2 separate regions of the Homo sapiens genome follow, and region 2 is linked to region 1. Evidence: chromatin loops called from intact Hi-C (ENCODE). Cell type or tissue: PC-3. All regions are shown on one strand. Links, peaks and the distances in the headings refer to the core of each region. The heading gives the core; the rest is flanking DNA.

Region 1 (15,631 bases), core at 4,500-12,499:
TGGAAAATACATGTGTTAGACAAGTTTCATTTAGGCATGAGTTAATAGTGCTGCTGTTCGTGATCTCAATATTAATGAATCAACAAGATAGCCAGGCATGGTGTCTCATGCCTGTAATCCCAGCACTTTGGGAGGCTGAGACGGGTGGATCACCTGAGGTCAGGAGTTTGAGACCAGCCTGGCCAACATGGTGAAGACCTGTCTCTACTAAAAATACAAAAAATTAGCTGGGCGTGGTGGTGCATGCCTGTAATCCCAGCTTGGGAGGCTGAGGCAGGAGAATCATTTGAACCTGGGAGGCGGAGGTTGCAGTGAGCCAAGATTGTGCCATTGCACTCCAGCCTGGGCAACAAGAGTGAAACTCCATCTAAGAAAAAAAAAAAAATATATATATACACACACACACACACACACACACACACACACACACACACACACATATACGTGTATATATATATATGTATACACATGTACATGTATATACATACACGTATTCATGTATATATATATACATATATATAGTGTGGTTAAGCAGAAACACACATGAAACATGTTTGTGGATAAATACAGTTAACAAAAATGTGACAAGGGGCTCATTGGAGCCTACCTTGTATTTTCCTTAAGAACAGTAGCTCAGTATTTACTAATTCATTGTTTAAAGGGGCTTTACAGAGCGTAACTACCATGCATAACAAGAATCAATTGTACCTACCAGATTTTTCTTGACTAAACTGTTGAAAAAATTTTGTCTCTAACAATTTGGAAATAAATTGTACCTTTTTCTGTTTGAAATGAAACTTGCTCATAAAACAATTCAAAATCTAGTTAATGCTTCTTGAGAGAGACCCCTTTCTTGATCAGCAGGTTCTCTGGTGAGCCTATATAGAATCATAGCAAGAAAGCAGCCAATGAAGACAGAACTCATAGGCTTGAAACACTAATTGTAATTTCTTAACATTTTCAGTTAATACTTATGGTTGCCCTCAGAATTCTAAATGCAGGCTAGGCATGGTGGCTCACACCTGTGACTTTGGGTGGCCGAGCACTTTAGGAGGCTGAGGCAGGAGTATCACTTCAGGCCAGGAGTTCAGAACCAACCTGAGTGAGACCCTGTCTCTACCAAAAAAAAAAAAAAAATTAGTTGGGCACAGTGGCACATGTCTGTGTTCTGAGATACTCAGGGAGGCTAAGGCAGGAGGATCACTTGATCTGAGGAGTTCACACCTGCAGTGAGACTGAGCCATGATCAAGCCACTGTACTCCAGCCCCAACGACACGGAGAGATCCTCACTCAAAACAAAAAATCTAAATGCTATTCCTTTTTTTTTTAACTACTTCAGAAAGAATCTTTATCTTCTAATTGCTGTTTTTTAAATTTGATGACCTAAGATGGTTGTGGCTCTTCTTACATAATTTCCTCATAAAAAACTGTAGACTGGCTGCAACAATTTAGTTCTACATTTTCAATAATGCCTTTTAAAATTAACTTCCTAGGAGCTGGTGGAAAGTGTTTTCCTTAATGACCCTCAATTTTAGAACTTCTTTAAAAATATTTAATGATAGCCTTTGTTTTTAGATACTATGGAAAATACAAAAACAAAATTGAAGAAATCTTTGTCTTCCTAGAACTCCAAAGTTTTGTGGAGACAGATACATGCATAAATAACAAGTTAAAACTATTTTTACTGTGTGGTAGTAGAAGTCCAAACAGATAGCAGTGGGTATATAAAGCAGGAAAGGATTAATTTTGAGTGATGAGATACAGAAATTAATTCATAGACAAGGCTATGTTTGAACTAGGCCTTGGAAAGATTGACCAGGGTGCAGTGGCTCAGGCCTGTAATCCCAGCACTTTGGGAGGCCAAGGCGGGCGGATCACGAGGTCAAGAGATGGAGACCATCCTGGCCAGCATGGTGAAACCCCGTGTCTACCAAAAATACAAAAATTAGCTGGGTGTGGCGGCACACACCTGTAGTCCCAGCTACTCAGGAGGCCGAGGCAGGAGAATTTGCTTGAACCCTGGAGGCGGAGGTTACAGTGAGCCGAGATGATACCACTGCACTTCAGCTTGGCAACAGAGTGAGACTCTGTCTCAAAAAATTAAAAAAAAAAAAAAGATTGAACTGAACAGATAAAGGGAAACATCTTGAGCTAAATTAGACGAGAATAAATGTAAAAGAACAGAGGACGTTTAAGGATGTGAGATACGCATAATTACGAAAATGACCATAGTGAACTATGAATCTGGAAAGCAGAAAGGGTTGAATTGCTGAAGAGTTCATCTGCAAGGTGAAGATGATTAGGATATCTTGCAAAATGTAGTAATAAAGTGCTTTGAATAGGGAATGATTTAGTTAAATTTGTCTTTTAGGATCAGTTGGAAGAGTTAGATTAAATGCAAGAAGGGCAATTAAATTAAAAAGAACTGAATTAGTACATGGGAAAGGTCAGAAAAAGGACCTAGATGTGACAGTTTACTGCATATAGATAATACTTAGAGCCATAAGTTGATCAGTTGGAGTTCAAAGTGATTGGCTTAATCTTGAGCCACATCCACATTTAAGGGTTGTGAAGAAGTGGAGCCATCTGGGAAGATTGAAAAAAAAAATTAGAGAAATAGGGAAAGCATCAGAATATGGTATTTTCAAAGTCAAAGGAGAAATAAGCCTCTTATAGGTTATCATTAATACGAATGCCTCTGTGTTGAGGAGGGTGGAGGACTGAATTTATCAATAATTGGGCCATTACTTTGAGAGAGGAGTTTCAAAGGAATGCAGAATTAGACAGCTAGATCACATGTGATTATAAAAGTAGGATGACCTGAAGATTTTATCTTCAGGCCCTATTTTATGACAATGAGTGTGTTGATTGTGTATTTTTGATAAAGAAGGAAAAACAAATATTACATATTTATATTTTATTTGATGGACCTGAGAGAATGGTAGCAGTGAATGTAAGTGGTAAGTAAAAGAAGTAGGAGAGGTCTGATCATCAGAATATGGCTAGGAAGGTAGTGATATATTCTTGGAATAAAAGCTCTGTGAGAGCAGAAAGATTTGTTTGGTTCTACACACTACTTATCTCTAGGTATTTGTTGGTTTATTTGCTGGCAAGAAGGATGAATATAAAATGGAGTGACCATGGTTTATTTCAGTTAAGGTTTGGTGGCATTGAGACCACCAAACCAAGAAAAGGTCGAGGAAGTCATTTATTCTTTGAGACTGATGCTAGAATAACAACAGTAGAAGTGATTATTTCTGATAATGGGGATTAGAATGTGTAATCTTCCTGGGGAAAATACTTGGCTAGGTTGGTTGTAGGCAATGGTTTGTTTGTTTTGTTTGTTTGTTTATTTTGAGAGGAAGTCTCACTCTCGCCTAGGCTGGAGTGCAGTGGCATGATCTCGGCTCACTGCAACCTCTGCCTCCTGAGTTCAAGTGATTTTCCTGCCTCAGCTTCTCAAGTAGCTGGGATTACAGGCAAGCACCACCACGCCCAGCTAAGTTTTGTATTTTTTGTAGAGAGGGGTTTCACCATGTTGGCCAGGCTGGTCTCTAACTCCTGACCTCAGGCGATCCGCCCACTTCAGCCTCCCAAAGTGCTGGGATTACAGGCGTGAGCCACCACACCCAGCCGGAAGTGGTTTTAAGGAAGACATTAAGAATGGTAGGTGACTTTATATCATCCTGTTAATAAAGAGGGACTATGGACGAAGTGGATTTGGCTTTAGAATGTTTGTAAACATTAGTATGATGTGATGATTGTCCTGTTTTATTTTTATTTTTTTGAGACAGAGTCTTGCTCTGTCATCCAGGGTGGAGTGCAGTGGCGTGATCTCGGCTCGTTGCAACCTCTGCTTCCCGGGTTCAAGCAATTCTCCCACCCCAGCCTCCTGAATAGCTAGGACTATAGGCATGCAACACCATGTGTAGCTAATTTTTGTATTTTTACTAGAGACGGGGTTTCGCCATGTTGGCCACGCTGGTCTTGAACTCCTGGCCTCAAGCAGTTGCCCACCTTGGCCCCCCAAAGTGTTGGGATTTCAGGCATGAGCCACTGCACCCAGCCATTTTAGTAAAATTCTTTAAAACAAGCCTGTGGGAGTGAAATTAAAATGCAGAATAGAAATATAAATTTAGGGCCCAGCATAGTGGCTCACATCTGTAATCCCAGCACTATGGGAAGCTGAGGTGGGAGAATCACTTGAGACCAGGAGTTCAAGACCAGCCTAGGCAAAAAAAAAAAAAAAAAAATCTGTCTCTACAGAAACTAAAAAAAATTAGTCAGATATGGTGGCGTGTGCCTATAGTTCCCAGCTATTCAGGAGGCTAAGGTGGGAGGATTGCTTGAGTCCAAGAGGCTGATAATGTAGTGAGCTGTGATCGTGCCATGACACTCCAGCCTAGGCAACAGAGTGGGACCCTGTCTCAAATACACACACACATACAACACACACAGACATGCACACACACATTTCTCATGTCTATACATAGTTTATTTTCCATTTCCAGTCAACCTCCCCCACCCAAAGAAATGAAGAGACAGATTAAAATAAAAGATTAGTTGTAAACCCAGCTTTATTATAGAGACTAGGATAGCAAAAGCATTGCAAAATTGTAATTCCAGCTGGGCACAGTGGCATATGCTTGTAGTCCCAGCTACTCTGGAGGCTGAGGCAAGAGTTTGAGGCCATAGTGCACTGTGATCATGCCTGTGAATAGTCACTGCACTCTAGCCTGGGCAACTTAGCAAAGCCGTTTCTTTCCGGTTTTTTTTTTTTTTTAGATGGAGTTTCACTCTTTTTGCCCAGGCTGTAGTGCAGTGGCATGATCTCGGCTCACTGCAACCTCTGCCTCGCGGGTTCAAGCGATTCTCCTGCGTCAGCCTCCCAAGTAGCTGGGATTACAGTCGCCTGCCACCACACCTGGCTAATTTTTTGTATTTTTAGTAGAGACGGGGTTTTACATGTTGGCCAGGATGGTCTTGATCTCGTGACCTTGTGATCCGCCCACCTTGGCCTCCCAAAGTGTTGGGATTACAAGCGTGAGCCACCTCGCCCAGCCCTTTTTTTTTTTTTTTTTTTTTTTCTGAGACAGACTTTCACTCTTTTTTCCCAGGCTGGAGTGCAATGGCGCTATCTCAGCTCACTGCAACCTCTGCCTCCCGGGTTCAAGCGATTCTCCTGCCTCAGCCTCCCAAGTAGCTGGGATTATAGGCATGTGCCACCATGCCTAGCTAATTTTTTTTGTATTGTTAGTAGAGAGAGAGTTTCACCGTGTTAGCCAGGCTGGTCTTGAACTCCTAACCTCGTGATCCGCCCACCTCGGCCTCTCAAAGTGCTGGGATTAGAAATGTGAGCCACTGCGCCCAGCCCAAGCCCTGTTTCTTAAAAAGAAACAAAGTAGTTGTAATTGCAATCAGATTTTTCTTACTAAATATCTATGAGTGTTTGGACATGTTTTGAAACAACTAATATACTTAATATTTTTTCTCAATATTTGCTATCTTAAAAAAATAAAGATTTCATACTGATTTTTTTTAGCTTGTCGTTACTTTCTTCATGAAGAAATTTAAATTTCTACAGCCAGTCCTCTTCATTATTGTGACATGAATTCCAATCCTGAATATCATGAACTTATAGTAATAGCAAAATTGCAAGCATTTTGCTACAGTGTGTATTTTAATCTCTTTCCATAAATAAGTACCTCAGAGTAATCATAGACATTAGACATAAAAAAGTCCTATTGGATTATTTTGTTTGTGTCTTGCCAGTGTAGCTTTTCCCTATATTATCGCTTCAGAAGCTTTTTACCATCTACTTTTATTTATTTATTTTTGAGACAGAGTCTTGCTCTGTCGCCCAGGCTGGAGTGCAGTGGTGCGATCTTGGCTCACTGCAACCTCCGCCTCCTGGGTTCAAGCGATTCTCGTGCCTCAGCCTCCTGAGTAGCTGGGTTTACAGGCATCCGCCACCACGCCTGACTAATTTTTAATAGGGACGGGGTTTCACCATGCTGGCCAGGCTGGATTCGAACTCCTGATCTCAGGTGATCCTCCCGCCTTACCCTCCCAAAGTGCTGGAATTATAGGTGTGAGCCACCGCGCCTGGCCACCATTTACTTTTAAATGTTTTTCAGTGTTTTCAGAAGTTTCGGAAATATACAGAGTTCCCTAGAAGTCTAATATATGCCTTTTAGACCTTTCTTTAAGATTCTTTTCTCAGTTATAAAAGTTTAGACCTTCCTTTAAGGTTTGTTTTTTTCAGTTATAAAAGTTTGGGTTATTTTGACCCAAACTTCTTTTGGTGCTTTCCAAAACAGTCATGTAATTTATATATTTTCAAAGAATTGTCCTGTTTATTATTGCTTATTTGATGTAGGCTGTATTGTAATATTTGATTTTGTTCACCTTTCATTAATCTTTCCTTTAAATTTTTTTAACTTCTGTGATTTTCATACTCTTTTATTATATATTTAAATTTTATAAGTAACATGGGTACAGTCATCTTGGAATTTTTGCCTGTAATCAGGTTTTTGAATAATGAATGACCTTTCTAAAATGCCATAATTTAGAAGTATTTGTGGCATCTGTGATCTAATATTTATGTAAAATCTTGTTATAGTATATACTACTGCACTGAAAACTGTGTTTTAAAAAAATTATGAGATTCAACCAGTAATCCAGAAACTTTAAGTAATATGGATTACAATACTGTTTATTTTAGCATTAAGGTATTTGTAAATTTTCTTGGCGCTTTATTTAACAGGATTTAACTTGTAAATACATAAATTTAAACTACATGCAAACAATCAAGTAGAGCTTGTCACTATTCATGAAAAGCAAGTCACTGCTCTTGAAACTTTAATTTATAAGCTAAATCACTGCTGCCACTGCTAGAAAAAACAAATACTCCCAAAGGTGTTTAAGTTATTTTTTGCTGTTTTAGTTGATATTTCCATCCACAAATTTACATTTTTTTATTTCATTCATTTCAGATCACAAGTAGTTTTTATCATGTGCCTAGCAAAATGAATCATTAGAAAGTAACTTACCAGTCCTCTAAGAGAAAAAATGTTTATGTTTCTCTTATTAAATTTGTATACACATAAACCAAATGAAAGTCTTGTTACATGACTATGAAAAGAATGAACTGAGTAGAAGTACAATGATTTAAATTTCACTAGTTCTGGATTTTTTATAGCTGAGGTGATCTTTACTAGTGTTGTGTAGAAAACTACCCTAATTTAATGGTATTATCCATGTGTACTAACTGGCAAAGTCTCCCAGAGGCCAGGCAACGAAAAGACCCATAACCCATATTAAAATACTGGGATTCTAGAATTATTAAATCAATTTATTGCAAGAACTAAGGATATTAAAAGAATGAGAAAGCAAACGTAAAGAAAGTCTTTGTAAAAGACATGTCGGATTAAGAAAAAAGACTTAAATAAAATATACAGATTATTATCATTATTATTATTATTATTATTATTATTATTATTATTATTGTATTATTATTATGAGACAGTGTCACTTTGTCGCCCAGGCTGGAATGCAGTGGTGCGATCTTGGCTCACTGCAACCTCTGCCTCCCGGGTTCAAGCAATTCTTATGCCTCAGCCTCCCAAGTAGCTGGGATTACAGGCATGTGCCACCATGTCCAGTTAATTTTTTATTTTTAGTAGAGATGGGGTTTTGCCATGTTGGCCAGGCTGGTCTCAAACACCTTGGCCTCCCAAAGTGCTGGGATTACGGGTGTGAGCCACTGTATTCAGCCCTTGAAATATACCAATTCTTAAAACTCAACAATAAGAGCATGAACAACCTGACGTAAAAATGGGCAAAAGACATGAACAGATTAGACCATAAGATACAGCAGTCATTCCTTGGTGTTTACCCAAATGAGTTGAAAACACATCTACCCCAAAACCTAAACATGGATTTTTTTATAGGAGCTTTATTCATAATTGCTAAAACTTGGAAGCATCAAAGATGTCCTTCAGTATGTGAATATGTAAATAAGCTGTGGTACATTCAGACATTGAAATATTACCCACTGCTAAAAAGAAATGTGCTATTAAGCTATGAAAAGACATGGAGAAAAATGCATTTTACTAAGTGAGAGAAGCCAATCTGAAAAGGCTACATAGTATATGATTCCAAGTACAGTTGACTCTTGAACAATACAGGTTTGAACTGCATAGATCTACTTATACAGGGATTTTTTTTCAGTACATACAGTTGGCCCTCTGTGTCTGTGGGTTCTGCCTCTGCAATGAAACATGGATAGAAAATTCAGTATTAGCCTGGGCAACAAAATGAGAACCTGTCTCTACAAAAAATTTAAAAATTTAGCTGGGCGCAGTGGCTCACACCTGTAATCGCAGCTCTTTGGGAGGCTGAGGCTGGTGGATCACGAGGTCAGGAGATTGAGGCCAGCCTGGTCAACATGGCAAAACTCCGTCTCTACTGAAAACACAAAAATTAGCCAGGTGTGGTACAGGTGTCTGTAATCCCAGCTACTTGAGAGGCCGAGGCAGGAGAATCACTTGAACCCAGAAGTGGAGGTTGCAAGGAGCCAAGACCGTACCATTGCACTCCAGCTTGCGCAACAGAGCGAGACTCTGTCTCAAAAAAAAAAGAAAAAGAAAATCTAATCTTTTAAGGGGAAAAGAACACATATTTATAAATATTTGCAAATAATTACAGGGTATTCTAAGACTCCTTAAATGCTTTCTAAGAAAACTCAGGATGAGATCCTCTGCTCTAGAATAAGATATATGAAATTTTTCGTGTATATTAAAGTATAATGAAGGTTTTAGACTAAACATTTCTATTTCTTTTAGCCATTCATAACATAACGATTCTAGATAGACCTTCACTATCCGTATCACTTGGCTTTATTTTCTTATGTTTCTAATGTCTTTGTTTTGTTTGTTTGTTTTCTAATGTTTCTAATGTCTTTCTGAATGGTATGTCTTTAATTTTCATTTCAAATGATATCAATGTATTGAGACTGGTACTTCACATACGTGGAACGACAGCTTTAACCTTCATACCACAGAACAGTGTTGTCTCCTACTGAGTTTCTGTTTAGCTTCATCTTTGCATCACCCAAAATCTCTGAGACAGTGCTTAATACACTTTAAATGTTCCAATGAATATTTGTTGAATGAATAAAACTTCCTAATCCTTTTTTGCATCAAAAGCTGCCAAGCTGGTTTTACCACATATTATACTAATATGTACCTGTGGGCGTGGGGTTTGTATGTATTGCAACATACTTAGCCTCTTAAGTAGATGGAACCACAGGTGTGCGCCACCATGCCCAGCTAATTTTTGTAATTTTTGTAGAGACAAGATCTCCCTATGTTGCCAGGGCTGATAAATTTTTTGTTGAATGATTAACTTTACTTCTGGTTTCTCGTGTCTTCTTTTGAGGCACTTTTTCTTTGTTCCTCTTAGTATGCATAGAAAGTTGAGATCAACAATGATTGAATCTTCATCTTTTTTAAGCATCAAGAAGAAACTACTTTTGAGGTTATTCTGTTTACTATTTTTACTTACGTTCTGTTTCTGTGTATTCTGGGGAGGCAGCATTACCACTTTCCCAGGGTGCTGATTTAGCTGCTTGATATTTTTAGGAAGCCAGAATACCTTTAAATAAATATCTTCTGCAAAATACCAAAGAGCTTATTCTCTTACTAGCCCTAGATTTTTCGTATTTGAAAACCTGGTGTGTATAATTGGGTAAAGTTTAAAGGGCCTCTATGTGGTTCAAAGAGCTACATACTGAGGATGGGCAGCTTTCCAATGTAAGCTCTTGGTAAATTATTTAAAGGTCCTGTGGTTCCTGAGAAAGTAGGATGTTGAGTGAGCAAAGTGACCAGGAAACTGATCTGTTAAGAAAAGGTCTAAGTTCTGGACTGAGGTGCTCTGCTCTGAGATATATTCACTCTAGGCCAGGTGTTCTTAACCGTGTTCACGGTCGCAATGGCTGAAGCAACGGTTCCTAAAGGTGATTGAACCTCAGAACTAACCCAGAGAGCTTTTTAAACCTAAGGATTCCTGGGACCCACCCTCAGTGTAAGTTACAGAGTAAGGCTTAGATATGTGTATTCTTAGAATGTTCTCCAGGTGATCTTGAAAATTCTGAAATTGTGGAGCAAAATAGTGTGTGTCTCATGTTTCTTTTGGAGCTACAGCTTTCGTCAGATTCTTAAAAGGGTCTTTGATTCGAAAATCAAAATGTTAAGAACAGTTGCTAGAAGCCACTAATTCTCAAACTTGATAGTGTATCAGAATGACCTAAGAATTTGTTAAAGCACAGATTGCTGGACCCCACTTCTAGAATTTCTGATTTCAGTAAATCTGGTTTGGAGCACAGGAATATGCATTGTTAATTACAACAGGTCCTTGAATGATGTCATTTTGTTATTTCATTGATGATAAAAAGTATAGATTCCTAGCTGGGGCTGCTCTCAAGCAAATGGGCTTGCTGTCCAGTGTGCACAGAAAACCAATAACTATGGCATTGGCTTTTTAGAAAAGAAAGGTTTTTTTGTTTTGTTTGTTCGTTTGTTTGTTTCTGAGACAGGGTCCCACAGTGTTGCCCAGTCTCGAGTGCAGTGGTGTGATCATAGCTCACTGCAGCCTCAAACTCCTGGGCTCAGGTGATTCTCCCAACTCAGCCTCCTGAGTAGCTGGGACTAGAGGCACACACCACCACACCCAGCTAATTTTTATATTTTTTGTAGAAATGGGATCTCCCCAGGTTGCCCAGGCTGGTCTTGAACTTCTGGGCTCAAGTGATTGCTTCCCAAAGTGCTGGGATTGGAGGCTTCAGCCACTCTGCCCGGGCAGTAAAGAAAGGCTTATGGCAAAACTGGCTAGGAAGGAGACAAGAGTCAGACTCAAATCTTTCTGATTTGGGATCTGCGGCAAGTTTATGGACTCAGAGGGCAAGGGAAGGGATTTAGAAATGTTGGCTTAGCAGGGTCTGATTGGAGGGCTTCAAATTTTGCCATTTACGGTAAGTTATGTTGAGGCCAATTTTAGCCCTGTATCTTTTCCGGCCAATGGACCCCTCACTTCCAAAAGAGGTTCTGACATTCAGGTTCTGCTCCTGTCCCAGTCTGGGTTCTGAGGAGAGGAATTATTGGTTCCAGGTGTTGTTAAGTCATTAATGCTTTTTCTGTCGTGCGTGCTACATGACTTGCAGTTTGGGGCTCCATTATACCTATGAGATAACTCGACATTTTGTTATCAATGGTGTAGGCCCAGTTTGGTCACAAACTGGTTGTGACAGTGGTGCTTGTAGGGTCACTGTCCGTGAGGAGTTTGCACTTTATTTCCATGTCTGCGTGGGTTTGCTCAGGATATCCTGGTTTCCTCCCAAATCCCAAAGATGTGCAAGCTAATTTAATTTGCTTGTGTAAATTGTGTGTGTATGTGTGGCGTGTATGTGTGAGAGACAGCGAGTAGAGAGAATGTGTGTGTGTGTGTGTGTGTGTGTGTGTGTGTGTGTGTGTGTGTGTGTGAATCTTCCCTGCCAGGGAATGGCATCTTGTGCACGATTGGTTCTGGCCTTGAATGGTGAGCTTCTAGGATAAGCTCTGGCCACTCACAACTCTGAACTGTAATAATTGGGTAAATAATTAGCTTGTTTTTATTAATCTTTCTTAAATGTATGTATAGCTTACATTTATTTCAATGTTAAATATTGAATGTGCTTTGAGTCCTTATTTCGAAGTTTAATGATGTTTTTGTCACCAGAAACATGCCATAGGAACTTAACTCTTGTTTATATCAGACTGTGGTTTTGGTTTCATTATAAGTTATTCCCAAGAACCTATGGATGAAGTTAATGAAGGGTTGGTGTTTCTGCAGATGCTGCTGGTTGAGGGTTATCCTTTGAGAACCACTGGTTCTAGGCCTTGGTTAACACCACTCTCAGCCTTCAGCATCAGGCTTTCAGGATTCTTCAGAATGAATGACAGTAATAAACATAATGAAGCATAACAAAGCTCAATCTAATTCACCACTGTAAAAGAAGGATAAAGGAAACTCCAGGTCAGGTGTGGGTGGCTCACTCCTGTAATCCCAGCACTTTGGTAAGATGAGGTGGATGGTTCACTTGAGGTCAGGAGTTCTAGACCAGCCTGCTCAACATGGTGAAACCCCATATCTACTAAAAATACAAAAAATTAGCCAGGCGTGTTGGTGCGCGCCTGTATCCCTGTTACTCAGGAGGCTGAGGCAAGAGAATAGCTTGAACCTAGGAGGCAGAGGTTGCAGTGAGCCAAGATTGCGCCACTGCACTCCAACCTGAGTGACAGAGCGAGACTCCGTCCCCCCTCCCAAAAAACAAAAAAAAAAAGAAGAAAAGAAAACAGAAAATTCTCTTTTTCCTAGCAAAGTACACAGACATTTTAAGTTGACTCTTGACAAACCTAGTTCATGAACAATTGCTTCTCTATGTAGCATTTTGCTTTTCTTATTGTCAGAGTAGAAAAATGCATATTTCCATGACTACTTTAAATGGTTTTTTTTTGTTTTTTACACTGAATTATGTAACTTTTTAAGTATACCCACATTTTTCCAAGGCCAAGTAGAATACAGCACAAAGTTAAAACAAAATATTGTTTAACCTAAATGTGACAGGAAGCAGGAAGAATGATTCTGAGAATTCCTGAAATGAAGAAGAATGGTTCTATTAAAAAGCTCAGAAAGGCCAGGTGCAGTGGCTCACGCCTGTAATCCCAGCCCTTCGGGAGGCCGAGGTGGGTGCATCACTTGAGGTCAGGAGTCAAGACCAGCCTGACCAACATGGTGAAACCCCATCTCTACTGAAAATAAAAAAAATTAGCTGGGTGTGGTGGCGGGCGCCTGTAATCCCAGCTACTTGGGAGGCTGAGGCAGGAGAATCGTTCAAACTTGGGAAGCGGAGGTCACAGTGAGCCAAGATCATGCCATTGCACTCCAGCCTGGGTAACAGGGCAAGACTTGGTCTCAAAAAAAAAAAAAAAAAGGCTCAGAAAGCAGGTGGTCAGGTTGCTAATACAGGGAAGCTTTCAGATCCCCAAAGAAAAGGCAATTGTTACCAAAGCTATAAAACACTGCTACAAAGAAGTTTATTTGCTCAGACTGCTTATAGGCTATCTGAAACTTTGTAGGAAACTGCAACTCTGGAAGAAATCTTTATTATTTATGAAGAGTCTATGAAATTTTCCTGTCTCCACAGGGATGAACTTGTAAGGCTTTTGGACATCATTAGTGGGCCTTAACTTTTTTCTTTCCCAGTTAGATCTGGGACTCTTGTCTTATTCCTTTAGAGGGACAGGACTTCAGTGAAACTGACCTGAATTAAGAAAACCTAGAGGGCTGGGCGCTGTGGCTCACATCTGTAATCCCAGCAACTTTGGGAGGCCCAGGCAGGCAGATCACAAGGTCAGGAGACCGAGGCCATCTTGGCTAACACGGTAAAACCCTGTCTCTACTAAAAATACAAAGAATTAGTCAGGCGTGGTGGCACGCGCCTGTAGTCCCAGCTACTTGGGAGGCTGAGGCAGGAGAATCACTTGAACCCGGGAGGCGGCGGTTGCAGTGAGCCGAGATCGCGCCACTGCACTCCAGCCTGGGCGATAGAGCAAGACTCTGTCTCAAAAAAAGAAAACCTAGAGTTTTAGTGGGGAAGGTCTTTTAAAGAAGAAATGTTATCGAAATTTTATTGACCTGAGAGGAGATTAGTATATTTGTTTTCCCTGTACATTTTAAAAATATAACTTTGTTACCCCTTAACATGCTAGAAAGGGAAGAACTTTTAAATGAATCGTAATTTGTAATTGAAAGAAAACACTTCAGTGCCAATCTTTAATTGTGTGAAAAAGGTCTCTCTTTCAGTATAGTCTTTCTGTGTTGCATATCAGTACTTTGATATTTCACTGCTGTCAAAATATCGGCATAAGTTACCAATACTTAAAGAAATATGGTAGAAACTTGGATTACTTTGTTATTACTTTACCATGTTTTGAATCTAAATACTACTTAACATAGGTGATCATTGTCACCTAAATGTTAATCTTCTAAATATGCAAAAATAGATACTGCATCGTATCATATACTTAATGGAAATTGTGTATCTCATTTGTCCATTGAAAAATTTGGCTTCCAGATTGTTGCTGACATCATCAGTTTTAACAAACAAGGAGGTAATGGGGAAATAATTGTAGAGCCTTGTTGACTTATACTGCACAAGAAACAGATGTTTGCCAGATGGAAATGAACAAAACCAGTGCAAAAAAGGTGTCTTATTCAAGTTTCTAAGAGGACAAACAATGAAACGATTAGGAAAAACTGGAAGAGGCATATTACTAGCTTTTGACCAAAAAAGGTCAGGAAATCAGTCATATGCAAACGTATATGTCCTACTCCTTGAGGATGGTGTGCTTGACAGGACTCAAGATTGAGGACATTTTATTTTAGGTTAACCTCAGTTTCTCCTGTGATTTTTATGAGTATTAACATTTTAACACAAGCATTGCTTTTATGGTTGAGTTGATTTAATGGTATAATATTTCTTATTCCCACAGAATTATATTTAATTTTTATCCTCAAGAGGTAAAGGATTGGCTGGGCATGGTGGCTCATGCCTGTAATCCCAGCACTTTGGAAGGCCGAGGTGGTAGATCACGAGGTCAGGAGATCGAGACCATCCTGGCTAACATGGTGAAACTCCATGTCTACTAAAAATACAAAAAGTTAGCCAAGTGTGGTGGCATGCACCTATTGTCCATGCTACTCTGGAGGCTGAGGCAGGATAACCGCTTGAACCCGGGAGGCAGAGGTCGCAGTGAGCCGAGATCATACCACTACACTCCAGCCTGGGCCACAGAGTGAGACTCCGTCTCAAAAAAAAAAAAAAAAAAAAAAAAAAAAAAGGCCAGGCGCAGTGGCTCACGCCTGTAATCATAGCACTTTGGGAGGCCGAGACGGGCAGATCACAAGGTCAGGAGTTCAAAACCAGTCTGGCCGACATGGTGAAACCCCATCTCTACTAAAAAAACAAAAAACAAACAAAAAAAAAAAACAGAAAAATTAGCCGGGCATGGTGGCGTGTGCCTGTAATCTCAGCTACTAGGGAGGCTGAGGCGGGAGAATTGCTTGAACCTGGGAAGCAGAGGTTGCAGTGAGCCGAGATCGTGCCACTGCACTTCAGCGTGGGCGACAGAGCGAGCGAGACTCCATCTCAAAAAAAAAAAAAAAAAGGCCGGGTGTGGTGGCTCACGCCTGTAATCCCAGCACTTTGGAAGGCGGAGGCGGTGAATCACGAGGTCAGGAGATCAAGACCATGCTGGCTAACACGGTGAAATCCCATCGCACCACTGCACTCCATCCTGGGCGACACAGCAAGACTCCGTCTCAAAAAAAAAAAAAGAAAAAGAGGTAAAGGATCCCATGGATCCCATGCCACACAAGCATCTTGTGTCGTTTTATTTCTGTCAAGCGGGACAGCCTACTTGGTTTACTTTATGAAGTTTAAAATGGGAGATGTTACTTTTTACCTTTAATTCTGCCAGTTCATGTGAATAATACATGAAACATTCAGGAGTACTTATTTTATGCTTCTTT
Region 2 (15,631 bases), core at 3,207-11,206, 70 kb before region 1:
CAATATGGTGAAACCCCATCTCTACAAAAAATACAAAAAATTAGCCAGGTGTAGTGGTGCCTTCCTGTAGTCCCAGCTCCTTAGAAGGCTGAGGTGGGAGGATTTCTTGAGCCCAAGAGTTTGAGGCTGCAGTGAGCTGTGATCCAGCCTGGACAACAGAGTGAGAGCCTGTCTCAAAAAACAAACAAAAAACCTGCTTATCTTTGCTTCCTCCAAAATCGCACCAAGATAGCAACAACAAAAAAAGGATGAACAGTAAGAGATAATGGTCACAAGATAGAAATACATTTTTAGAATGTAGGGAGTGGGTGTCAATTAGTGACCAATTTAACAGGATTAAAGAAAACTGGGCCAGGCTTCACGCCTGTAATCTCAGCACTAGGTTTTTGTTTTGACCCCTTGCCCACTCCAATCCCAGCACTTTGGGAGGCCAAGGTGGGAGAACCGCTTGAGCCCAGAAGTTGAAGACCAGCCTGGGCAACATAGTAAGTCCTCATCTGTACATAAAAGTTAAAAATTAACCAGACAGTCTGGGCGCAGTGGCTCACACCTGTAATCCCGGCACTTTGGGAGGCCAAGGTGGGCGGATCACCTAAGGTCAGGAGTTGAGGACCAGCCTGGCTAATATGGTGAAACCCAGTCTCTACGTAAAAAAAAATATATACAAAAATTAGCCAAGAATGGTGGCGCATTACTGTAATCCCAGCTACTCAGGAGGCTGAGGCAAGAGAATTGCTTGTACCCGGGAGGTGGAGGCTGTAGTGAGCTGAGATCATGCCACTGCACTACAGCTTGGGCAACAGAGTGAGACTCTGTCTCAAAAAAAAAAAAAAAAAAAATTAGCCAGGCATGGTGGCGTGTACCTATAGTCCCAGCTACCCGGGAGAGGCTGGGGCCAGAGGGGGAGGATCACTTGAGTCTGGGAAGTAGAGATTACAGTGAGCCATCACTGCACTCCAGCATGGGTGACAGAGTGAGACCCTGTCTCATAAAAAGAAAAACCTGAAATCTAAATGTCATCAGAGGGGAATGCTAGCAGATTTTAGAAAGGTTCAAAATCAAAGCCCCAGATGCTTTGCATGGTAGAAGTGATGGTGGGAACTGATAATGCAGGAATTGATCGAAAAATTGTATGGGTTAGGCGTGGTGGCTCACGCCTGTAATCCCAGCACTTTGGGAGGCCAAGGTGGGCGGATTCCCTGAACTCATGAGTTCTCAGCCAGCCTGGGCAACATTGTGAAACCCCATCTCTACCAAAAACAAAAAATTAGCCAGGCATGGCGGCATGCATCTCTAATCCCAGCTACTCGGGAGGCTGAGGCAAGAGAATTGCTTGAACCCGGGAGGCAGAGGTTGCAGTGAGCCAAGATTGTACCGCTGCACTCCAGCCTGGACGACAGAGCGAGACTCCATCAGGAAAAAAAAAAAAAAAAAAAAAAAGAATTGTATGAAGAGAAGTAGACTCCCAGTGCTTTCTTCATACTTCTCACAGTTGGCAAGCTAACCTCTTCACCACTTACAGTACATTCTCTCAAGAATATGAACAGTAGAGGTTCTGGCTTTAAGGACATTTGGCCCATCAGAATTTCTGATAGGACAAGTGCATTAAATGAAAATCCTTTTTCTAAGTGGTTCTTTCAGCCCCATTTATTTCATGTCAACCAGTTACGTCCCCCCTGAAATGATTAGAGGATTGTTACCTCAGGGAAAGTGAAGGTCCCTGAGAAAAGAACAATAATAAATACTGGTAATAAGTGCCCTACAGTAATACTCACCAAGCCACTCTCACTCACAAAGTGTTTTTCAATAGCTTTTTAGTGCCTCATGCTTAATTATGAATGCTTAGTCAGGGATCCTCAGTCTTCTAAGCACTGATCATATTTTAGGAATTATATATAAATACAATATACTAGGCCAGGCATGATGGCTCATGCCTGTAATCCCAGCATTTTGAGAGTCCAAGGCAGGCAGATTGCTTGAGCCCAGGAGTTCGAGACTAGCCCAAGTAACATAGTGAAACCATACCTGTACTAAAAAATACAAAAATTAGCCAGGTGTGGTGGTGCCCACCTGTAGTCCCAGCTACTTGGGAGGCTGAGGCGGGAGGATCATTTCAGCCTTGGAGGCCAAGGCTGCAGTGAGCTGTCATTGTGCCACTGCACCCCAGCTTGGGCAAAAGAGTGAGACCCTGTCTTAAAAAATAAATAAATATATATATAAATAAATATATATATGTGTAACTGAACTATTTAAACTATTGTGATTTACAACTAAGTTTTTGCCTATCTGATGGCAAGAATTGTGCACTTAAAGTTATTCAGTAGAGGCTGAATACCTGATACTATTAGCTGTTGAGTAGATAATGAATAAAAGACACTTTAGTTATGAATTAAAAGGAATTTCTTGATTTTATTGGTAAACACTTCTTTCAAACTAGTGATTTTTTTTTTTTTTTTTAGAGATGCAGTCTCACTCTGTTGCGCGTGCTGGAGTGCAGTGTCATGATTTTGGCTCACTGTAGCCTCCGCCTCCCAGGTTCGAGTGATCCTCCTGCCTCAGCACCCCTAGTAGCTGGGATTACAGACATGTGCCACTATGCCCGGCCAATTTTTGTATTTTTAGTAGCAATGGGGTTTTGCCATGTTGGCCAGGCTGGTCTCGGAACTCCTGACCTCAGGTGATCCACCCGCCTCGGCCTCCCAAAGTGCTGGGATTACAGGTGTGAACCACTGTGCTTGGCCCAAACTAGTGATTTTTAAAAAGCCAGTATTTCTGAAGTTGCATGAAAAAAGGAAGTGAACCATTATTCTAAATATCCTCTTAAATTGTTTTCCAAAATTAAGTACATTTAAAAGTAGATTTAAATTTTTTCTGCTCTATAATTTTGGACTTTGCTTTCCATATTTCTTAAGTGTATGAAATTGAGGAGTAGGATATTCTTTTTCTTTTTTTTTTTTTTTTTTTTTTTTTTTTAGTTGAGACAGTATTGTTCTGTTGCCCAGGCTGGAGTCCAGCGGCACAGTCTCAGCTCACTGCAGCCTCTGGAGTAGGTTATTCTTACTGAGTCCTTAACTTAAGACATGCTGTAAATAAAATTGAGAGGAAGCTGATTTTTAATTTTAATTGCTTTCAATTGAACTATTTGTCAAACCCCAGAGACACTTCTGCTTTTTATCTGACTTTTCTTTCTTTTTAGTATTTGATGTATACCAAGTTCTAGGTATACAAGTATCAAGTTGTTCATTTGTTTATGTACTTACTTATTTATTGAGACGGAGTCTTGCTCTTTTTGTCCAGACTGGAGTGCAATGGCGCAATCTCAGCTCACTGCAACCTCCGCCTCCTGGGTTCAAATGATTCTTCTGCCTCAGCCTCCCAAGTAGCTGGGATTACGGGCATGCGCCACCATGTCTGGCTAATTTTTGTATTTTTAGTAGAGACAGGGTTTCGCCATGTTGGCCAGGCTGGTCTCGAACTCCTGACCTCAGGTGATGTGCCCAGCTTGTCCTCCCAAAGTGCCGGGATTACAGATGTGAGATACTGCACCTGGCCTAGTTATTTATTTCTTAAAACATTAAAATAACTCACTTAAGTTTAAAATTAGAAAATTTAGTTATTCAAAAATAAATTTAAAAATTGTAGTTTTAAGCTACCAGCCAAAGTTAATATTTGAAACTGTTCATTTGTAATGACGAAGATAATGGAAAACAATTGAAAGTATTTAATGGAAACTATACTTTTTAGGCCGGGCTCGGTGGCTCACGCATGTAATCCCAGCTACCTGGGAGGCTGAGGCAGGAGAATCGCTTGATCCCAGGAGGCAGAGGTTGCTGTGAGCCAAGATCTCACCACTGTGCTCTAGCCTAGGTGACAGAGTGAGACTCTGTCTCAAAAATAAAAAAAGAAACTATACTTTTAAAATCAGGTTTAAATATATTTGAAACATGTAACTTTTGTGGTATGTAATATTTATCTTTATTAACAGTAATTTTTTTATAATATAAGCATGCCATCATTATCCAAAAACTGTCTACCTGCCTATCTGGTAAGAATTCTAATTAGTGATTTCTAATCATTTTGGTATGAACAAAAATGTTTGTGTTGGATTTTCATTAAATTAAACATACCTATTGTCAAATATCCTTTTAGGAAATTACTGCATGACTGCAAGTTTAGTCTTACCAAGATTGCAAGCCAAGTTTTAAAATTAAGGTGCTGGAAATAAGACTTACAAGGTTGGATTAAAACATATCCACAGAGTAGATTAGGTATATAATACCTGCTTAATACATGTTTAAACAAAGTACATTTTAAGATTTCATTTCTTTTATTCGGAGACAGGGTCTCACTGTCACTCAGGCTGAAATGCAGTGGCATGATTATAGCTCCTTATTACCTCAAACTCCTTGGCTCAAGTGATGCTTCTACCTCAGCCTCCCAAGTAGCTGTGACTTAGCGGGCTACTGGGGAGGCTGAGGTGAGAGGATCATTCTTCTAAGAATGCACCACCACCATGCCTGGCAAATCTTTTTCTTTAATTTTTTTAAGAGATGGGGGATCTTGCTATGTTTCCCAAACTGGTCTTCAACTGTTGGCCTCTATTGATTCTCCTGCCTCAGCCTCTCAAGTAGCTGGGATTACAGACACAAGCCATTCTGCTCCCTATTTTAAGATTTCTCTGTGGTATTCCTTATTGTTTTCTGTCTGCTATCTTTAGAAAAGATAAGGTCTTCCATACCTTTTTTTTAAGGAACAAAAGGTATTTTTAAATGCTACACTGACTGATAGGAAAATATGCAGATCCAATCTTTTTAATTCTCTTGAATCTAAAAGTACCGGGTTACCATATGGAAACAATACCAAGCCATCCTTAAAAAAGAGTTTAAATTCTAAATTGTAAGAGCAGTTATAACAACTTTCAGTACTTTCTTCAATAACTATATTTTGATTAGCATTTCTGTGACATTAGTAACTCTGATAAAATGATTTCATGAAACAGGAGGAAACGACCAACTCAATAGCTAGAAAAGAAACATTTCAACTAGATTAAAACAAAGTTAAAACTTGTACTGAGACCACAAAATTCCTATCATGGGTAATGAAAAGTATTCATTAAAATTCAATTTTTTATGTAATAAGAAGTTAGAAATTGGATAGTCATATTCAGGTAAATTGGTCACATTATGTGGAATGCAGAAAGAAACAAGGGAAATAAAACCAGTTCTACAAAAATGTTTTGTCATTATAAAAATATTAGATCACATTTTCAAAAATTAACTTTTGAAGAAACTGCTGTGTTTTAAGAAAATGAAAGTTAGTAGGATAAATTCTCTGTAAAACGTCCAGAACAAATGTATGAACATAATATGTGGTTATTACCATGATAAATGTGCACAACAGCTTAGAAAAATGTTAAATAGTTGTGAATGTAGAAATGGTGGTAGCCATGAATATGGCCCAGGCCAGTTATACCAATGGCTAGGTAATAGTGAGAAATTATAATAGCAATCTCTAAGATGATACTAAAACAAAATGTTACTTTCTAAGAATTAACATTACTAGGATTATGAAACAACTCCAATTTAAATGGGAATTTAGGTTCTCAAATATTCTAGTATAACAGGTGTTCCTTTCATTAGTATGGCTGCTCAAAGAATATGAAATGGATTTCTATCTGGTAGTAATATTCTTAAATTCACACAATTACCATGCTTCGGTGGAAATTGAAGGAGGTCATTATTTTGAAGGTCCAACATGGTTAGATTTTCTGTCATCTTCATTTTCGGAGGGTCCACAAGATACAATCTGATCGTTACTAATCAAAACTGTTTTAAATGTGAATGTATGTTGTAGAACTTAAGGTAGTATTTTGAACTAGATAGTTTTAACTGGCCGCCTTTCCAGACTGCCTTTAACAGCCCCTGGGTTATGGAGGTATTGCATTCTCTTCTATTAACGTTGAAACTTACCTGGGGACCCCACCCCACTCTTCTACTGCCATATGTTCAAACTTTTATACAGCTTTTTTTCTGTTTTAAAATCTTGTTTTTGTTGTGATTTTATTAGGATCTAAATCCTAATAAAAACCATATTACTGAGTTTTCATAATTTTTTCTTTTTTCCGTTTTTCCCCTATTCTAACCCTAATATATGATATATCTTAATTATATCGTATTAAAGAGACAGGATCTTGCTATATTGCCCAGGCTGGACTAGAACTCCTGGCCTCTGCCTTGTGAGTAGCTGGGACGACAGGTACACACCACCGTATCTATCTTCAGATTTTTTTTTTTTACCCCATTTCTTAAATTGTTATGTCATATTTCATTGTTTTATCCAAACATGACAATTAGTTGCCATTTACTAGAATTTAACAGAATGTTTAGATTTCTCAGGATTTCTATGATGTTGTAGAACTTTTCTGGTTTTGCCTATTTCTTAAGCCATAGTGAGTTTTATTTGGTTATAATCTGTGAAAAAATTTTCGTATCCTAAAATAGATGATAGTTTGGAATCATTTCTTGATTCCTTGACCTTTCCATTATAAGTATTTCCTATATCTATTCATCTCTTTTGTTATACTTGGAATTACTTGGGATTTTCACTTTTTCATTATTGTAATTCAAAACAGCCAAGAACAGCAAGCCATTTAAATATGAAGGGTGTTGATTCCATTTTTCTCCTGTCCAGAAATACAGTTGCCACGTCTACATGTGTTCTAATTTGAGAGGTTTTTTTTTTTTTTATTTAGTTCTTGGGGGCTGGCAGGGGAAGTCTGTTTTGGGTACTAAAAGTGCTTGCTTTTTTATGTAAGGAGTTTGTCTCTGTGTGTGTGTGTGTGTGTGTGTGTGTGTGTGTGTGTGTGTCTGTCTGTCTGTGTCTTTTGACATTTTAAACACAGCATCCTATCTGTGTTGGGAGATAATTTCATTCATTCAATAAATATATTTGAATACTTACTGTTGGCTAAGCATTATGTAGATACTGTGAATCTCTGCCGTCTGACACAAATAGGTAACTGCAATTGTGAAGAGTTTTATGAAAAATAAATACAAATATCTTTTGATACTCTTTTAAAGCACATTTATGCCGGGCTTGGTGGCTCATACCTGTAATCCCAGCACGTTGGGAGGCAGAGGCGGGTAGATCACCTGAGGTCGGGAGTTCGAGACTAGCCTGGCCAGCATGGTGAAACCCCGTCTCTACTAAAAATACAAAAATTAACCAGGTGTGGTGGCGCACACCTGTAATCCCAGCTACTGAGGAAGCTGAGTCAGGAGAATCGCTTGAACCTGGGAGGCGTAGGTTGCTGTGAGCCAGTATTGTGCCATTGCACTCCAGCCTGGGCAACAGAGCGAGACTCTGTCTCAAATAAACAAACACATCTGAATTTACCATTTGAAAAAATATATTTGTGTGACCATGAGGTCAAGAGATTGAGACTATTCCTGGCCAACATGGTGAAATCCCATCTCTACTAAAAATAGAAAAAATAGATGGGCGTGGTGGCACGCATCTATAGTCCCAGCTACTGGGGAGGCTGAGGCAGGAGAATCACTGGAACCCAGGAGGCAGAGGTTGCGGTGAGCTGAGGTCGCGCCACTGCACTCCAGCCTGGCGACAGAGTGAGAGTCCATTAAAAAAAAAAAGATATAATGTCAGTAATATATTATTACTAGTTCATTTTTGAAGGCATACCAAGTTCCAGATATTTTTCTCAGTGTTTTACATTATTCTTTTGAGGTAGACACTATTATTCTTGTTTATAGATGAATAAACAGGCATAGGGTAGTTAATTAACTTGCTAAAGTCAGAATCAACTGTATATTGAAGTTTGAATAGTTGTGAATAGTATAAAGTTAAAAGTGAAAATGTTCTCTCTTTCTCTTCCTGTATTTCCCAGGGGTATCCTTAGCTAACAGATTGTTACATGTTCTCAGACTTGCCTTCCCTTCCTACTCCCTGCCTCACTTTGCTTCCTTCTTTCTGGGTAAACATAAATATTTACCAAAAGTGTTGTTTTAAACTAAATAGAGAACTTATATACATATACAGCCTTGTGAATGAAATGCAATTTTGATATCTTATGATTGTAAAGTTGAAAGGCAGATGGATGAACAATGAAAAATAACAGTCCAAACCATTGTAATATCTCCTAAATCTGGTAAGCCCGAAGGTGCTTGTGCTAACCTTGAGGGTCCGGTCCACTAGGGATTTCAAGGAATCAAAGAATGCTTTCTCAGGTCTTTTTTGTTCTTCAGTGAGGGTCTGGAGTAAACTAGCTCAAAGTAATTCATTTTCAGAGTGAAGGAAGGAGGTCCTTTCTTTGATGATGAAGAAATCATTACAGATTTAGAAATATTTGTATTTCATGTGTCTGTATCTCCCACTTTTTAGTGAGTAATGCCAGAAAATATCTAGTATTCAGACATAACGTTGTGTTTGTAGGTAAAGTTTGTCTTCTACTTTGTAGTAGATGAAGTAGTTATTGGTCAGTAATATGTAGGTAGTTGTGTTACATATGAGTCTGGATTAAATCTTTTACAATCCCTTTTGTTACTGTAATGTAGCACTGCCATATGCTGCTATGTAGATTGTGTAACCCTAACACTATCTTTTAATTTTTCATGTAATATAATTGGTCTTTATGCTTAATTTTTCCTCACATTGGACTACAAGAAGTCCTCATTTAAATATAATTTATTTGAAGAACATATGAGTAATTTTGGAACACAAGATGAATTTATTTTAGAGAAATAGTGATGCAGTAGCCTGCTATTTCAGCTCGATTGTGGTTTCTTTGGGCTTTAAATCAGCTAGCCTTGAAACCTCATTATTGTGTAGTCCAAATAAAGTTGGACCTGCTTGCTTTCTCACTGGGCGCCCATCTCATTATTGTATATGATCTAAGATAAATGCACATGAGCACACATTACCTTTTTTTTTTTAATAAGTAACTAGGGAAAACATCATAGAATAAAACTTCTACAAAATCATCTTTGCATATCTTTCTTTCCAACCAAGAGCAACTCTCACACAGCTGTCACTGGAAAAGTTCTCTTTTCCAACTCCTCAGCTTTTTACTGTTGTTCCCTCTTTCACATACTGCTCAATTTTTTCTCTTCCAAGAGTAGCTTTCTGGTCTGTCTCATGTAAATAAATTTAGGCTCTGTTTCAAGAGTTTTATAAATGAAGGCAATAGGGATCCTTGTGATGATGGAACAATTCTCTGTTATGGTTGTGGTCATGATGTTAAATGAATCTGCACATTACAAAATTGCATAGAACTGCACAGCCATGCGCACACATATGCACACAAATGAGTATATGTAAAACTGGTGAAATGGAAATAAGCTTTGTGGTTTGTACTTAATGTCAGTTTCTTGGTTTTGAAATTATACTGTAACTATGCAAGATGTGACCTTTGCATAACATCTTGAAACCAGGTGATGGGTCCTCAGGGGCCTCCCTGATTTTGTTTTTTAATGCAATTTCTTATGAATCTGTGATTATTTCAAAATGTTTAAAAAAAAGTAGATAAGTTGGAACATGGCAGCACAAGTGAGAGAGATTAGAGAATCACTTGCTTTTTTTTTTCTAAGACAAAAATCTCTATCTTACTCAGCATTGTGCTGAAAGCCATCTTTATTTATTTGTTTATTCTTTTCCTGACACAGGATGTCACTGTGTCACCCAGGCTGGAGTGCAGTAGTGCAGTCTTGGCTCACTGCAACTTCCACTCCCTAGGCTTCAGTGATCCTCCCACCTCAGCCTCCCAAGTAGCTGGGACCACAGGTGCACACCACCATGCCTGACTTTTTTTTTTTTTTTTTTTGTTAAAGTAGATATGGGATCTCACCATGTTGCCCATGCTGTTCTTGAATTCCTGAGCTCAAGCAATCCACCTGCCCCAACCTCCCAAAGTTCTGGGATTACAGGCATGAGCCACCACACGCAGCTGCTGTCTATTTTTAATTCAGATATATTAAAATTTTTAAAATAAATATAAACAGAAAAAAGCAGTAGAAAATTTAGGTAGAAAATACTCTGAATAATAAAAAAGTAAATATAAAAGATGATTAAAATAGAAAAGGTATTTTTAAAACTAGAGAAAAAGTAAAATATACAAGTTTATGTAAAAATAAGTTTAGCATGCTCATCTCAGTTGTAATAAATAAAAAAGGATAAGATTGTTAAATCCAGAGAGCTACACAAATAAAAAATATGAAAAATTGGTTAAAATGAAGAAATGATTAATAAGATAAATTCAGCTACTTAGACACAGTAAATAATACAGTACATTCATAAACTTAAAAATTAAATAGGCAATATGTTCAAACAATAAAAATGAATAATTTTAGGTTAAGAAAAATATACAATTTCATTAGATTAAAAACTAGTGACTACCCTTCTCTTAGTGATAAGAGAGTTGTTAATTGTGGGGACAATTGATTCATGATCACCTTTTTAATTTGTTGAAGTTGTGGATTACTATTTATATTGTACTTAACCTTTGCAGTTAAATGCTGGATTACTATACAAATACCAACTCAGGGCCAGGCGCAGTGGCTCATGCCTGTAATCCCAGCACTTTGGGAGGCCAAGGCGGGCAGATCATGAAGTCAACAGATCAAGACCATCCTGGCCAACATGGTGAAACCCCGTCTTTACTAAAAATGCAAAAATTAGCTGGGTGTGGTGGTGTGTGCCTGTAGTTCCAGCTACCCAGGAGGCTGAGGCAGAAGAATTGCTTGAACCTGGGAGGCGGAGGTTGCAGTGAGCTGAGATGGCACCACTGCACTCCAGCCTGGCTACCAAGCGAGACTCCATCTCAAAAACAAACAGACAAAAAAAGCCTCAGTAATAAATTTAAACAAGGATTCCCTTGGCCAAGCATGGTGGCTCACACCTGTAATCCCAGCGCTTGGGAGGCTGAGGCGGGCAGATCACTTGAGGCCAGGAGTTCGAGACCAGCCTGGCCAATATGGTTAAACCCCATCTCTACTAAAAATAACTGGGCGTGGTGGTGCGCGCCTGTAATCTCAGCTACTCCGGAGGCTGAGGCAGGAGAATCACTTGAACTTGGGAGGAAGAGGTTGCAGTGAGCCGAGATCACGCCACTGCACTCCAGCCTGGGTGATAGAGTGAGACTGTCTCAACCAAAAAACAAAAAAGATTCCCAAAGTACCTGTGGTTCCCAAAGGAAGCAGTCAATTATTGTGAATATATTTCCAAATAAAAATCTACCGTTTCACCTGCTTTGCATAAAATCTGTTAGCATCTTCACATTAGTAGTAGATAGACCAAATATATTCATTTATAAGACTTGCATGGTCTTCCCTTTGTAGCCTTATGAACCACCATCATTACCGTGACCCCTTCCCAAATCTTATTCACAATTTATTGCTGTAAGTTTCTTTGAGTTCTTACAAAAAAATACTGTATTTTCTTCTGCCTAGTTCTATTGCATATACTGTTCTCTCTGCCTAGAAAGTTTTCCTAGTTAACTTGACTCATAGTTCAGATATTACTTTATGTCTTCATGAAAGGGCTGTCTACACCCATGGTCTTGATTGAGGAAAGTACTTAATAAATTTTCCTAACTTCATTTATCACACATGAAATGTAATATATTTTATGTTGTTTGATGACCATCAGTCTCTCCTCGTAGACTGTATGTCCCATGAATACAGTCGTCAGGATTGGTTTTGTTCAGTGTTGTGAACAATACCATTCCTCCATTAGTGGAACTCCGAATAGCATTCTAGGACCACCAGCCTACTTTTACCAAATTCCACACATACTCAAGTCCTGAAGTTGGCCCCGTAGAACACACTCATAAAAAGTCAGCCCTCTGTATACACAGGTTTCACATCCCATGAACACTGTATTTTTGATCCATGTTCTATTAAAAACTACGCATACCTATGCATTTCAAACCTCTCTTGTTCAGCGGTCAACTGTATATTATTTTTACTGTTTTATTGCTTTGCCTCTGTGCTGTATTTCCTCTGACTTGACTTCCAGTTTAAATTTTTTTTTTTTTTTTTTTTTTGAGACAGAGTCTCACTCCATCACCCAAGCTGGAGTGCAGTGGCTCTATCTTGGCCCACTGCAAACTCCACCTCCTGGGTTCAAGTGGTTCTCATGCCTCAGCCTCCTGAGTAGCTGGAATTATAGATGCATGTCATCACGCCCAGCTAATTTTTGTATTTTTAGTAGAGATGGGGTTTCACCATTTTGGCCATGCTGGTTTTTAACTCCTGGCCTCAAGTGATCCACCTGCCTCGGCCTCCCAAAGGGGTGAGATTACAGGCGTGAGCTACCATGGCTGGCCAGACTTCCAGTTTACTTATCCTTTTTATTGGTATCTAATAAACTTTTATCAATTCATTGCTTTTTGAAAATATGTCTATTAGTCTTTTATTTTTAGAAGCTCTGTGTAGTTCTTTTTCAATTTTACTTGCTCATTTAATTTGTTTCTAAACGTATTTCTAAACTTACCTTTATTTCGTTAAACACAAAGTACCTCAAGTTAGTCTGTGTTAATCTGTATCTGCTAATTCCTATGTCTAAAATTTTTTTGTTTTCTGTCTTCATTGGTTCTCAGTCATGTGACCTTGTTTCCTTGTGTATATTTTTTTATTCTCGCCCCTCCTTACTAGGATGAGATGGTTAGGGGAGATTTTTGAGAATGATTTAGGTCTAGAATGGAGGTAGGTTTCTCTAGAGAGGATTTGCTGTTGTGTCTGCTGTATATCTGGGGAGATGGCACTGATGGCCTTGGACTACATTAAATTGAAAGCTTGAAGTTTTTTGTATCACTAAAATGATGTGAATGAATTCATACTGGGACTGGTTTGTGGTTACGGCATTCAAGGATTTTTTTTTAAGCCGTATTTGCTCGGTGCTAACCTAGCTTTCCTTGCAGACCTGTGAAGGTAAAAAGAATTAGGGTAGGTTTACTTCTGGTACTCTGTTATCCCAATGAGTAGTTAGCCCTTTGTAGGTCTCTTGTTAGTCTTCTTTGCATGAACAGAGGGTGATTTTATGTTCTATTTTTGTTTCCCCACAAGGCTCTATAAACTTGATTTTGTTTGTCCCCATTCAGCAAATGCTCTCAGGGTAAAAGAAGAAAAGTCTATATACCATTCCAGCTTTTTTCATACGACCCAGTTTTGAAGTAAATGAAATTAATGTTGTCTAGGAATTATAATAGACCTCAAACTTGTTTTATACAAATTTAATACATATATTGGAATTATTCACGTTAGATTATGATTGGTTATAGTATTAATGGTTATAGGCTGGGTGCAGTGGCTCACACCTCTAATCCCAGCACTTTGGGAGGCCGAGGTGGCTGGATCACCTGAGGTCAGGAGTTCAAGACCAGCCTGGCCAACATTGTGAATAATACCAAATATAAATACCACTATAAATACCAAAATTAGCTGGGCGTGGTGGCAGGCGCTTGTAATCCCAGCTCCTCAGGAGGCTGAGGCAGGAGAATTGCTGGAACCTGGGAGGCAGAGGTTGCAGTGGGCCGAGATCTCACCACTGCATTCCAGCCTGGGTGATAGAGCGAGACTCCATCTCAAAAAAAAAAAAAAAAGAAAAATTTCTGTTTGTTAAGGCACAGTTCAGAGAAGAACAGAATCTATATCAAATGTTAATGTAATATATATAGATGTATATTAAATATGATTGCTTACATATCTAGTCATAAATACAGCACCAGAGTTGGGAGAAATATTTAATGTATATAAAAATTTTGGGCCGGGTGCGGTGGCTCACGCCTGTAATCCCAGCACTTTGGGAGGCCAAGGTGGGCGGATCTTGAGGTCAGGAGATCGAGACCATCCTGGCTAACATGGTGAAACCCCGTCTCTACTAAACAAATACAAAAAAATTAGCTGGGCACGGTGGCGGGCGCCTGTAGTCCTAGCTACTCAGGAGGCTGAGGCAGGAGAATGGCATGAAACCGGGAGGCAGAGCTTGCAGTGAGCTGAGATTGCACCACTGCACTCCAGCCTGGGTGACAGAGTGAGACTCCGTCTCAAAAAAAAAAAAAAAAAAGTTGGTTCTGCAGCTCACTAGCTGTTTAATTATGGGTGACTGCTTAACTCCCTCTGTAATTCTATTTTCATATCTCTACAAAGGAGAAAACAATAATACCAACTTCATAGTAATGTTGTGAGTTTTAAATGTGTTTACCTATATAAAATCCTTCAACGAATTCATAGTATTTCTTGGCACTATTACTATGCAAAAGTTATTTGACTTTGAAAAATGAAAAAAGTTATTTCGAACAGTAGTTGGTATTTAATCAGCAATAAAATTGGCAGTATGATTATCATGACAATAGATCAATCAGGTAAGGATTTTAAAAATCTGAAAAAACATAAACCCTTTAGTATGTATCTAATGATATTGGGTGAGAATAGCTTTTCCTACATCTGCCACTCACAAACAATAAACCCACACACAAGTCACTTATCTCATGAGTCAGGTCACCTTTTCTGCAAAATGGAGGTAATAAGGATGTTACAGAAAAGTATTTGGTTGTGAGATTCCATTGATAGAGAAGTGAGAAAATCATTTTATGTGAATAATATATTAAAATCTTATTCTTTTTGTCTTCTTTTATAGGTATAAATTTTTATGACATCGTAGGATGCTTGTCATATAGAAGTAATAAGTGCTTTACTTTTTAGTTACAAGCTTTCAGGATGGGGCAGAATGTCAAGAGTTTTTAAAAACCCTAAAGTTTTAAAAAATTTATGTAGATACTCTTTACCAGTTATCAATCTGTAATGTCAGGTATCTGTCAATTATTCTTTTAGTGAATTTACAGTATTACAAAATTCATCACTATTTTCCTCAATTCTGTATTTTATCTATACCTAACTGTGTAGCGCTTCTGGAAAATACTAGGTGTTTTTACATGTCCATTCTTTTATTCATACTTTTCCCCCACCTATGAAGCCTTTTCACCTATTTCTGCTAATTAAATCTCTAAAAATCCAGGGTAACTCATATAGTTCCCGCATTTCAAGGATTCCATTGGTTGCAATCAGAGACTCCTCTTTGTAAGTCTAATGCTTTTTATAAAAAGTTTCAACATTTACATGAGGCCTTGAGATACAGTTATTGCTAATACATGCCTGGCTATCCTACTATTCTATAAGCACTTTGAGGACAGGGATTGATTATGTCTTATTTATATTTTTTACTTTCTTCTCCCCAAGTGCTAGAGCACAATATCTTGAACATCATTGACACAGAGTGTATGAGAACGCAAAACTGGTATCGATAACTTCTGTTAACAGACTTTTGCTCCATACCAGGCATTGTGTAAAAACACTGTCTTAGTCCACTTGGCATTGTTGTAAAAGGAATACCTGAGACTGGGTAATTTATAAAGAAAAGAAGTTTTTTTGGCTCATGGTTGTGCAGACTGTAGAAGAAGCATGATGCCAACATCTGCTTCTGGTGAGGGCTTTGGGGAGCTTCCTTTTATAGTGGAAGGCAAAGGAGGGCAGGCATCACATAGGGAGAGGGAAGGCTTTTTTTTTTTTTTTTTTTTTTTTTTGAGACAGAGTCTCACTCTGTCACCCAGGCTGAAGTGCAA

What was found. Hi-C counts contacts between places; a loop is a spot of excess contacts. Peaks named below come from ENCODE experiments on the same cell type or tissue, not always from the same donor. Only the 100,000 strongest peaks of a DNase experiment are listed, where the experiment ranks them.
Region 2: a loop joins it to region 1, with 2.0 times the contacts of the local background. A loop is called at or near these places in 3 of 110 quality-filtered maps.

The regions. Positions count from the first base shown.
Region 1 is chr10:63,280,768-63,296,398 of GRCh38, reverse strand. All of the region lies in intron 2 of JMJD1C (jumonji domain containing 1C), which reads left to right. Among named protein-coding and RNA genes, the nearest start is that of MIR1296, 84 kb to the left of the region's middle. In PC-3, for the core only: no CTCF peak of the experiment used is centred there; a DNase peak (open chromatin) is centred at 9,218.
Region 2 is chr10:63,349,062-63,364,692 of GRCh38, reverse strand. The region is part of intron 2 of JMJD1C (jumonji domain containing 1C); the gene reads left to right. Among named protein-coding and RNA genes, the nearest start is that of MIR1296, 16 kb to the left of the region's middle. RefSeq lists a silencer at 3,424-3,624 and enhancers at 9,077-9,196, 9,507-9,686. In PC-3, for the core only: no CTCF peak of the experiment used is centred there; no DNase peak of the experiment used is centred there.